Regions from separate parts of the Homo sapiens genome. Here region 1 is linked to region 2. Evidence: chromatin loops called from intact Hi-C (ENCODE). Cell type or tissue: IMR-90. All regions are shown on one strand. Each heading gives the region's core, and the rest is flanking DNA. Links, peaks and the distances in the headings are about the cores only.

The links. A loop is a pair of places that touch in the nucleus more often than their neighbours do. Peaks named below come from ENCODE experiments on the same cell type or tissue, not always from the same donor. Only the 100,000 strongest peaks of a DNase experiment are listed, where the experiment ranks them.
Region 1: it touches region 2 in a loop (2.5-fold over the local background); 4 of 110 quality-filtered maps call a loop at or near these places.

The regions. Positions count from the first base shown.
Region 1 is chr6:127,199,234-127,203,741 of GRCh38, reverse strand. All of the region lies in intron 1 of LOC105377989 (a long non-coding RNA gene), which reads left to right. It overlaps RSPO3 (R-spondin 3), which reads right to left. Exons shown (of 5, transcript NM_032784.5): 5 at 4,261-4,508. Among named protein-coding and RNA genes, the nearest start is that of RNF146, 65 kb to the left of the region's middle. In IMR-90, for the core only: no CTCF peak of the experiment used is centred there; a DNase peak (open chromatin) is centred at 2,211.
Region 2 is chr6:127,537,411-127,541,918 of GRCh38, reverse strand. No RefSeq gene overlaps it. Among named protein-coding and RNA genes, the nearest start is that of SOGA3-KIAA0408, 20 kb to the right of the region's middle. In IMR-90, for the core only: a CTCF peak has its summit at 2,446 (motif pointing right); no DNase peak of the experiment used is centred there.

The sequences.
Region 1 (4,508 bases), core at 832-3,331, 340 kb after region 2:
ATATTTATTGTGGATGCCAGGCTTGGTATATCAATTATTACAAAATCATACAAGGCTTTTAACCTCCATCTAGAAACCTGATAGAAAATTTTAGGAGAATGTTATGTCACCTATACATATGAAAATTGTCTAATCTGATAGCTCTACTGGTACAGCAAAGCACTGTTGCTAATTTCCTAATGGCAGAATCTATAGGTTGATTGATTATTTATTTAAAAGATACTTTATTAATGGATGGAAAGGGCATCTGCTGACTATTTTCATGTTTCATGTTTTATATTCCTGTCCCAAAGTGACTACATTAAACCTGAAACAAGTGATTTTTTTACACAGTCATTTCTCTTTATGCTTATTAATTTCTAATTATTCTTTGCTTGTCAATATAGTGTTAATTTATCCATTATCTAATTGACTGGTTTCTTTTGGGGGTGAAAGGGGTGGAGGCAAGGAAACTGATATAGGCCCTGAATTTCAAATTGCTTAGGCTTGCAAGGATGTTTATGGCCAAACAATCTATTTTGACAATTGTGGAAAGGATAATTCTCATAATAAATTTGAGAATTCTAGAGATACTAGAACAGCACATTCTAATGGTCTCTTCTGTTCTAGAAATAATACCATTTTGGATTTAATTGGATCATCTGGATATTCAAATAAAACTCTATTCTCTTGACCCTTTCACATGTACATATTAAGCTATCCTTTAAATATTCCATAGTTAACAAGTGGAATTGTTGGTTTACCACAATAATTCATTTCCCCCCCTAAAATTCCAACATTAAAAGGAGACTGGCAATCAAGAAAGCTAGAACTTATTTGCATGAAACTGACTCACTTTCCTAAATTGACTCTGCATGTCTATGTCTTTTTTGGAATCATAAATTATTCTCACTGCTGGTTTGGATAAAACTAAAATCTATTTTCCTGTAGCATTTGGTGTGTTCATAAAGTGAGTCATAATCATTTTTTTTTTACTATGGGAAAAAGATCAGTAAGGGTGAACTTAGTGATAAATAGGACCTTCTTCCAAATAGTTGCCACATGAGGAAAATCCCTTGTATGTGAAACACAAAGTGTTTCTATTTTTGTTTTCTAGTTTATTTTTATTAAACTTCTTTTAAGAAGTATAAATGGGGCCGGGCGCAGTGGCTCACGCCTGTAATCCCAGCACTTTGGGAGGCCGAGGCGGGCGGATCACGAGGTTAGGAGGTCGAGACCATGCTGACTAACATGGTGAAACCCTGTCTCTACTAAAAATACAAAAAATTAGCCGGGCGTAGTGGTGGGCGCCTGTAGTCCCAGCTACTCGGGAGGCTGAGGCAGGAGAATGGGATGACCCCGGGAGGCGGAGCTTGCAGTGAGCCGTGATTGCTCCACTGCACTCCAGCCTGGGCGACGGACCGAGACTCCTTCTCAAAAAAAAAAAAAAAGAAGTATAAATAATATTCTTTCCATAGCTCTATACTTCGAGGAATTTATTAAATTATGTCTTCTCCAGTTTATTCCTAGGTTAATTTTTAAATCATTAGGTAGGGTTTTTTTTCCTTCCCAAACTAGTCAATCAAAAACCATAAATAAGCAAAGTGTAGAACAGAAGTAGGGAAGGAAGTCAAAAGGATGGACGGACTGCTGCCAGGGACAGCACAGTGCCCCAGGGCATGGCACTCGTTTTTGGCATGTCATTCTGGTGGAGGGGCAGTACATGTCACTGAGTAGTTATAAGGATGAAAATAAGGGTTCCTTTCTTTTTGGGATCAGAATTCTTTTTACTTTTTTTCAAATCTTGAGATCATCATAGCCAGATAGTTGACGGAGTTGTCACCAAATTTTCTACCTCTTGGGAGATTGGGACCAACCTGGAATGTGCGTGTTCTGGGGAGACCGTATGTGGTAGCGTTAACTGACTCAGAAATGTCTCCAGTTCAAGATTCCACATTTAGTGGTAGTTTATTTTATTGTATTTGGGTATCACACAATGTACAAAGTAAAGTTGCACCTCTAGTTCCATGTTTGATATAGCTCCATTGCCAGCAGCTACAGAAAAAAAACAATGCAGATATACTAGAAGGAAGTGAAGTATATCCTTACTCCCTTCTAGTAAGGAAGGGCTACATTGTTGCATTCTCAAATATGTGGTCTCATCACGTACTTCTATTGACTCCTTTTGGGGAAGAATATAGGTAATTCTTAGACTGAAATCTCCAGTGTGGGCGGCAGTGTGAGCAATGGGGAAAGGAATGTCAAACTGTTGCTGTAGCTAGGGACTGGCTAGCAACAGTAATAGCTTATATATTTATTGTGCTTTATAATTTCAAAGCACTTAAAATACATTTGATTGTTTTATTTATAAAGGTAGACTCCTCTTTAAAATGTTTAAGAAGTTGTTAAATTTGTTGAAGAAAATCTAGATCTTGCTTGAAATTCATTTGTGATAGAAATTCGGAGCAGCTAAAATAGTAACTGATGCTAATAGTACAAAAGTGAATACTTCCATTAAACCTGTTAGGCAGAACACTTTGGTAAAGTTATTATTTAACCTTGTTTAAAAACTTTTCTTATATGTATCTGCCAGTTTTCTTTTTTAAAATAAAACTTAATCCTTTGTAGGTGATTCAGTATGTTGGATTGCCTCCACATCATATTGAACAACAATTTTCACTGCACACAGCTATAGATATAGAAGTAACTGTAACAGTTTGCAAACTGTTTATATGTCAGATTATTTTGTGGTCATGTAATTATGTCTTTTGAAATTATTATGTAGCCAATTTTCCAATTAATGAAATATTTCCACTTGTTGGAGTTGTGTTACCACTGTATTTTAAGGACTATGAATAAAAATGATTGCTATTTTGCTTTCTTGCTTCCCCCCTCCCTCCGTCTCTCCTATGTTTCTTCCTCCCTTTCTTTCTTTCTTCCTTCATTTTTTGTACCTGTGTATGTGATGGATATGTTAGCCTCAAAATTACTTGAGAGCCAGTATGGGCAAGAAAAGGTGTGTGACAATTAAAATCCTGATATTGAATGTCTGAAAGTAGCTGGAAGAAAATGAAGTATCCTCTGAAGAAAGTTGTTTTGGTAGTTCCAACAGTGAAGAAAATCTGTTGATGTTTCTTCCTGGATCATTGCAATTCTGAACAAGGACTCAGGGGAAAGATGATCATGCTGGCAAATACCCTGCTTATACCAGAAAAGAACTGAATTGAGGGCTAATCCACAGACATAAAGGGCTATAACAATCGAGGGCTTCCCAAGGAGCCAGACTTACTGTTCTCTTTCTGAACTTTGGTCCTTTACTGATAGCACGTATTTCCCATTTCTCCTTTTTATTCCTCTTGCCTACCAATGCACTTGCCTCCCCCAATCCACTGTTCCCCACAAACCCCACATCCAGCCAGCCCATAGGCTTCCTGCAGCTCTGTGTCTCACCGCCTCACCCTACCCCGCCGCGCCACACACACACACACAGTCACATTTCGAGTTCAGATTCAGAGTTAAGTCTTATCCTGGGTTGAGGCCTCTAGAACTTGACGTCTCAGGCTTCTTAATGGGGGATAATAGTTTTAGATCATGAAGAAATACCTCACTATTATATGTCATGGGCAATCTTGGAACTAATAATAAATATGACTTTAGAAGTTATGATGAAGGAGAAGGAAAGTGGGCTTTGGAGTCAGCCAGAGCTGGGTGTCACTTCCAAACTCACATGTTGCTAGTTGTATGACTTTAGACACTTCTCTGTGCCTCAGTTTCCTCTTTTGTAAAACAAGGACATCAATGACTCACAGGGCTTTTGGGATAATTACATAATATAGTATAGTCAAAGGGTTAAGTGGCTAGCATAAAGGAGGTACAGCCATTTGTTTTGTTTTGCTTTTCTTTTTCTAAGAACATTTGAAATAAAGTTACAATAATCTACTATGTTAGTAAGATGAAATGTTATTGCTTAAATTTGGAAAAATTTCAATTGATTTGATCATGATCCTTGTTTAATTTTATTTTTTCAGTGGTGGATGAATTCCAGACAAATTATCTTTGCGTTACAAGAAGTTACACCCTGTTTGTAACAGATCAACCACAAAACAGGCCTTTTCCCCATAATTTGACCAGAAATAGTTGCAGTTGTATTGAGAAAGAATCTAGTTGGTTCCTCTGCTATGAAAATATATCCATGGAAAATATATACTGTCTGTATTTATGCCCATTTATAAAAAATGTACTTTAAGTAGTTTCCTAATTTTAAGAAGACTCAAGACAAAATTACAATTTAATTACTAGTTAATATTATTAATTTCATTTCCATGATTCTCACATATATACTTATTCCTTGAAATTATCATGCATGTACATTTTTATGAATACTATCACATATCATGAATCAAGAAATAAAATTTATATGTTTGACTTGTGGAATTAGTCATAACTTTTAATTGATATTCATTTATATACAAAATATTTATTATTATATTGAATGAAGAACCTTTTAATTCTCATAACAATCTTGCAAA
Region 2 (4,508 bases), core at 1,129-3,628:
TAATGACTGAAGAAAATGTGGGAAATGTATGTAGAGAACATGGCAGTTTGGAGTTGATTCTCATGCAAAGTCCACAGGGTGAGGGTGGGGGATTTTGTCTGTATTAGGGGCCCCATCAGAAGGCATCCATTTGAAAAGTTCACACATTGGGATGGCCCTCCATGGAGGGGATAAAAAACTACCTGGAACCAAAGATTTCATCCATAAAATGGATTAAAGCACATCTTCTCCACCCCACTTCCCCTCTTTAAATTACTCTAGACAGGCTCTGTGAAACAAGACTGCTCTGGTTTTATCTGATTTTCATTATAAACCCAAGTCTGCTAAGGGCCAGGGTCCTGTGGGCATCGGAGATTCATCTCTCCTTTTATAGGTTACCCCTGACGTAGAAGTTTCATGGAGGCTGTTGTGCTTCCAAATAAACAAGCCCAGCCACAGCTTTCCCAGGCTCACCTGGGGAAGATGATTCCACTGCATTAGATCTTGGGGGTGGAGGACCCTTTACAGTATGGCGAAGATGAGCAGACATACCTTTGCCTTAAGTACATCTGCTTGAATAATGCTCTAACAACACTTAAGCTGATTTATCTCCTAGCATCTCTGAATAATTTGCTAAGCTGTTCCTGGTTACTGCCAAGAACAGTGTAAGTTATGTCTTGCCATGAAGAATTGGTGAATAATAGTGTTCATTCGGTTGTAATATGCAAGCCCATGTAAATATGCCTACAGGAGGCCCAGGAATCCTGCATCCTGCTTGGATGCAGGAAAACCCACCAGTACGCTTTCCTCAATCAGGGCACTATGACCAAATGCCACTCTTTCAGGCTCCCCCAGATCTTGAGCCTTGTGTATGTGAATGTTGATTCTTGCTGAATCTCAGGAGATTTCTAGGACACCTACGGATTACTCTGGAAGGAAGGAATGAGATGGAGGGGAGCAATATTGCTTTCTATATTCCAATGAAACATTCTTAGAATTGTCATTAATGTGGTACATTGTTAAATAACTGCTAAGAAGCCGGATGATTTCAATAAATATTCCAGATATATTTAAAATATATCACCCACATGGCTATACTAAAGAAAATATGTTAATGACTACACGTATACATTTTATATTTTAAGACTCCATTTAAAAAAACCTTTTACCTCAGTAAAACTGTGATTTATATTCAAAATATGTCTGATTTTAAATCTTACCACTCAACGGATTGCACTCATCAGCCCTTAGTTTACAATGTGACTAAAAACTGCTCCTATGGTGGCATTTGATACAGAAAGGGGAAATTAAACTAATTTTTTTAACAAGCTGGAGTAGCAGCTCTTTCTCACCTGAGGACGGATAGAATAATATTTCCACACACCAGGAAATATTGCTACGTCAAGGGAAGAAAATATGTTCAAATTACCTCTTTTTTCATGACTTTTTCCCTTGTTGATCATATCAAGGTTTGAAAAACTTCATCAAATAACTGAGGATTTGTAAATATTAGCCAGCTCCCAGGGATATGGGTCATGATATGATGAATTTTCTAAAGATATGTAAAAGACCTTGGTACACATCTAGTGCTCCCAGTACAAGCTTATTGATCACATACACTATGAAATATTATATCTTCTAAGTCAATGTCAGTTTATACTAAATATCATCAAATAATATTGGACTAAATATAGTCTTTAAAATATTCATGGTTGAGTGCTCAATTTTTTAATATATAAGCCTGTCAGGAATCCCTCACATTAAAATTATGTTGTGCTATGTAGACCTGATAAATGCTAGAATCCCGCTGTTGTAAATCACACATTTGTAAAAGAAAGGGGAACATGGCTACATTGTATTAAAATATTTGTTGGGTACAGAGTGAACATGTGGATTCAGAACCAAGCTGACTGCCAGCTTAGAGCCCTGTGACTCCCTATTTCCTATCCTAGTACCAAAGTGGCACAGCAGCTCTCAGGGCTGGCCCTGGAGTAAGCAAGCATGCCCTCCAGATGGTAGGCTAATGAGACCACTTATTTAACTATGTTTTGCCTCATTCTCAAGAGCACCTATTTGTCTCCTAGGAAGAAGGCTCACATACCAGGCTATCTGTTGCAAACCTTGACATCTGGTTCATTTCATACCATAAAATGAGAGCAAATGAATATTTTATGCAAGATAATTTATCCCAAATTTTCTAAATTTCAAAGTTATTGTGACATCCACCTTAAAAACGTGGGTTTTGAAAACATTAATTGAAATGATCCTTTAAATGGCTGCTATTCTCTTACTGGGCCCATAAAATATGTAAATATGTGGTTATATAGTTATTGCCAATTTATGATACATTTGTAAAGATTACATCAAGAAAAATAAAACTTCGAATATTAAATACATATTTAATGTATAATGCTGAAATTCTCTAGATTATCACTAGATGGTAGTATACAACATTAAATACAGTCTATTCCCCTGATTGTGCTGTTCTCTGCTTCAAGCTCTTTCCAAATGGCTTTTTAATGATCACAGATTTAATTATAACTAATATTTAATATCTTCTCTAGACACTGATCAAATAATATTATAGTAACTGAGTGATCTTGGACAAGTCGCTTATCCTCTCTGTGCCTCAGTTTCCTCATCTATGAATTGTAGTGCACAATCCCCCATGTAGCCTCTTGATGTTGCCTGAATATACCAAAGGTAAGCCTATAACCTAAAAAGTGACTCAGAATCTTTCCCCAGGGTTTTTCAAACTGTACTTAGGAGTAGCTAGTACATCCCTGGTAGTGGGAGCAGCACAATGTAAAATGCAGATGCTGGAGGAAGCAGGGCAGGAAGCTGCCCTTGAGTAGGAAAAAAAAAAAAAATGAAACTGAAAAGCAGAGAGGAGCACAGACAGTATACTGAGGTAGAGAGTGGGGGGTTCGGTGGGAGAGAGTCCTGATCATGTTGATTCCCTGGTTCCAGCTATTCCTGGAAGCCATGATGTCATTCTTCCAGGAGTTGATTATTCATTCATATTATTTTTCTTTCTGCCTTTCTTTCTTTCTCTTTCTTTCTTTCTTTTTCTTTTCTTTTCTTTTTTTCTTTCTTTCTTTTTTTTTTTTTTTTGGAGTCTCACTCTGTCACCCAGGCTGGAGTGCAATGGTGCAATCTCGGCTCACTGCAACCTCTGCCTCCTGGGCTCAAGCGATTCTCCTGCCTCAGACTCCCGAGTAGCTGGGATTACAGCCACACGCCACCACACCCAGCTAATTTTTGTATTTTTAGTAGAGACATGGTTTCACCATGTTGACCAGGCTAGACTTGAACTCCTGACCTCAGGTGAGACACCTGCCTTGGCCTCTCAAAGTGCTGGGATTACAGGCATGAGCCACCGTGCGCAGCCACATTCATGTACTTCTTTAATCAAACTTGATAAGAAGGCGTTTCTCCAATAAATATTCACTTTTGCCCCAGCTACTTTGACTAGGCTTAGTTACTTTAACCAATGCAATTCTTACCAATTCTTTCCCAGGTGAGAAAGAGATGCTACTCTAGCTCTTAAAAATTAGTTTAATTTCCCATTCCTGTATCAAATGCCAGCATGGGAGCAGTTTTATTCACATTGGTAAACTAAGGGCTGACAGAAGCTGCTCACTCATTCTGTCCATTGAGGAATAGTGGAGCTGTTTAAGTCCTTACCCACGTGGTCTATTTCAAGTTTAACTCCCAGCTATACATTTAACACCAAAAGAGGAAAAATGCAAAGAAGGGAGAAGACGAAATAAGGAGAAGTTCAAAGCTTTGGCTCATTAGAACTAATTAGAATCTTTTTTTTTTTTTTTTTTTTTTTTTGAGACAGAGTCTTGCTCTGTCGCCCAGGCTAGAGTGCAGTGGCAAGCTCTCAGTTCACTACAGCCTCTGATTCCTGGGCGCAAGCAATTCTGCTGCCTCGGCCTCCTGAGTAGTTGGGATTACAGAGCCCCCGCCACCACGCCCGGCTAATTTTTGTATTTTTAGTAGAGATGGGGTTTCGCCGTGTTGGCCAGGTAGTCTCCAACTCCTGACCTCAGGTGATCCGCATGCTTTGGCCTCCCAAAGTGCTGGGATTACAGGAGCGAGAATCTTAAAGAGATACACGGGCCGGGTGCAGTGGCTCACGCCTGTAATCCCAGCACTTTGGGAGGCCAAGGCGGGCGGATCACCTGAGATCAGGAGTTGGAGACCAGCCTGGCCAACATGGTGAAACCCCGTCTCTACTAAAAACACAAAAATTAGCCGGGCTTGGTGGCGCATGCCTATAATCCCAGCTACTCGTTAGTCTGAGGCAGGAGAATCGCTTGAACCCAGGAGGCGGAGGTTGCAGTGAGCCGAGATGGCACCACTGCACTCTAGCCTAGGCGACAAGGAGGAAAACTGTCTCTCAAAAAGAGAGAGAGAGAGAGAGAGAGATACACCTGCCCAAAAAACTCAAGCACTTTGAAAATAGGTATTGCCATTTAAAACCACAACTTCAATCCTAAAAATCTAGATACTTCAGTCCT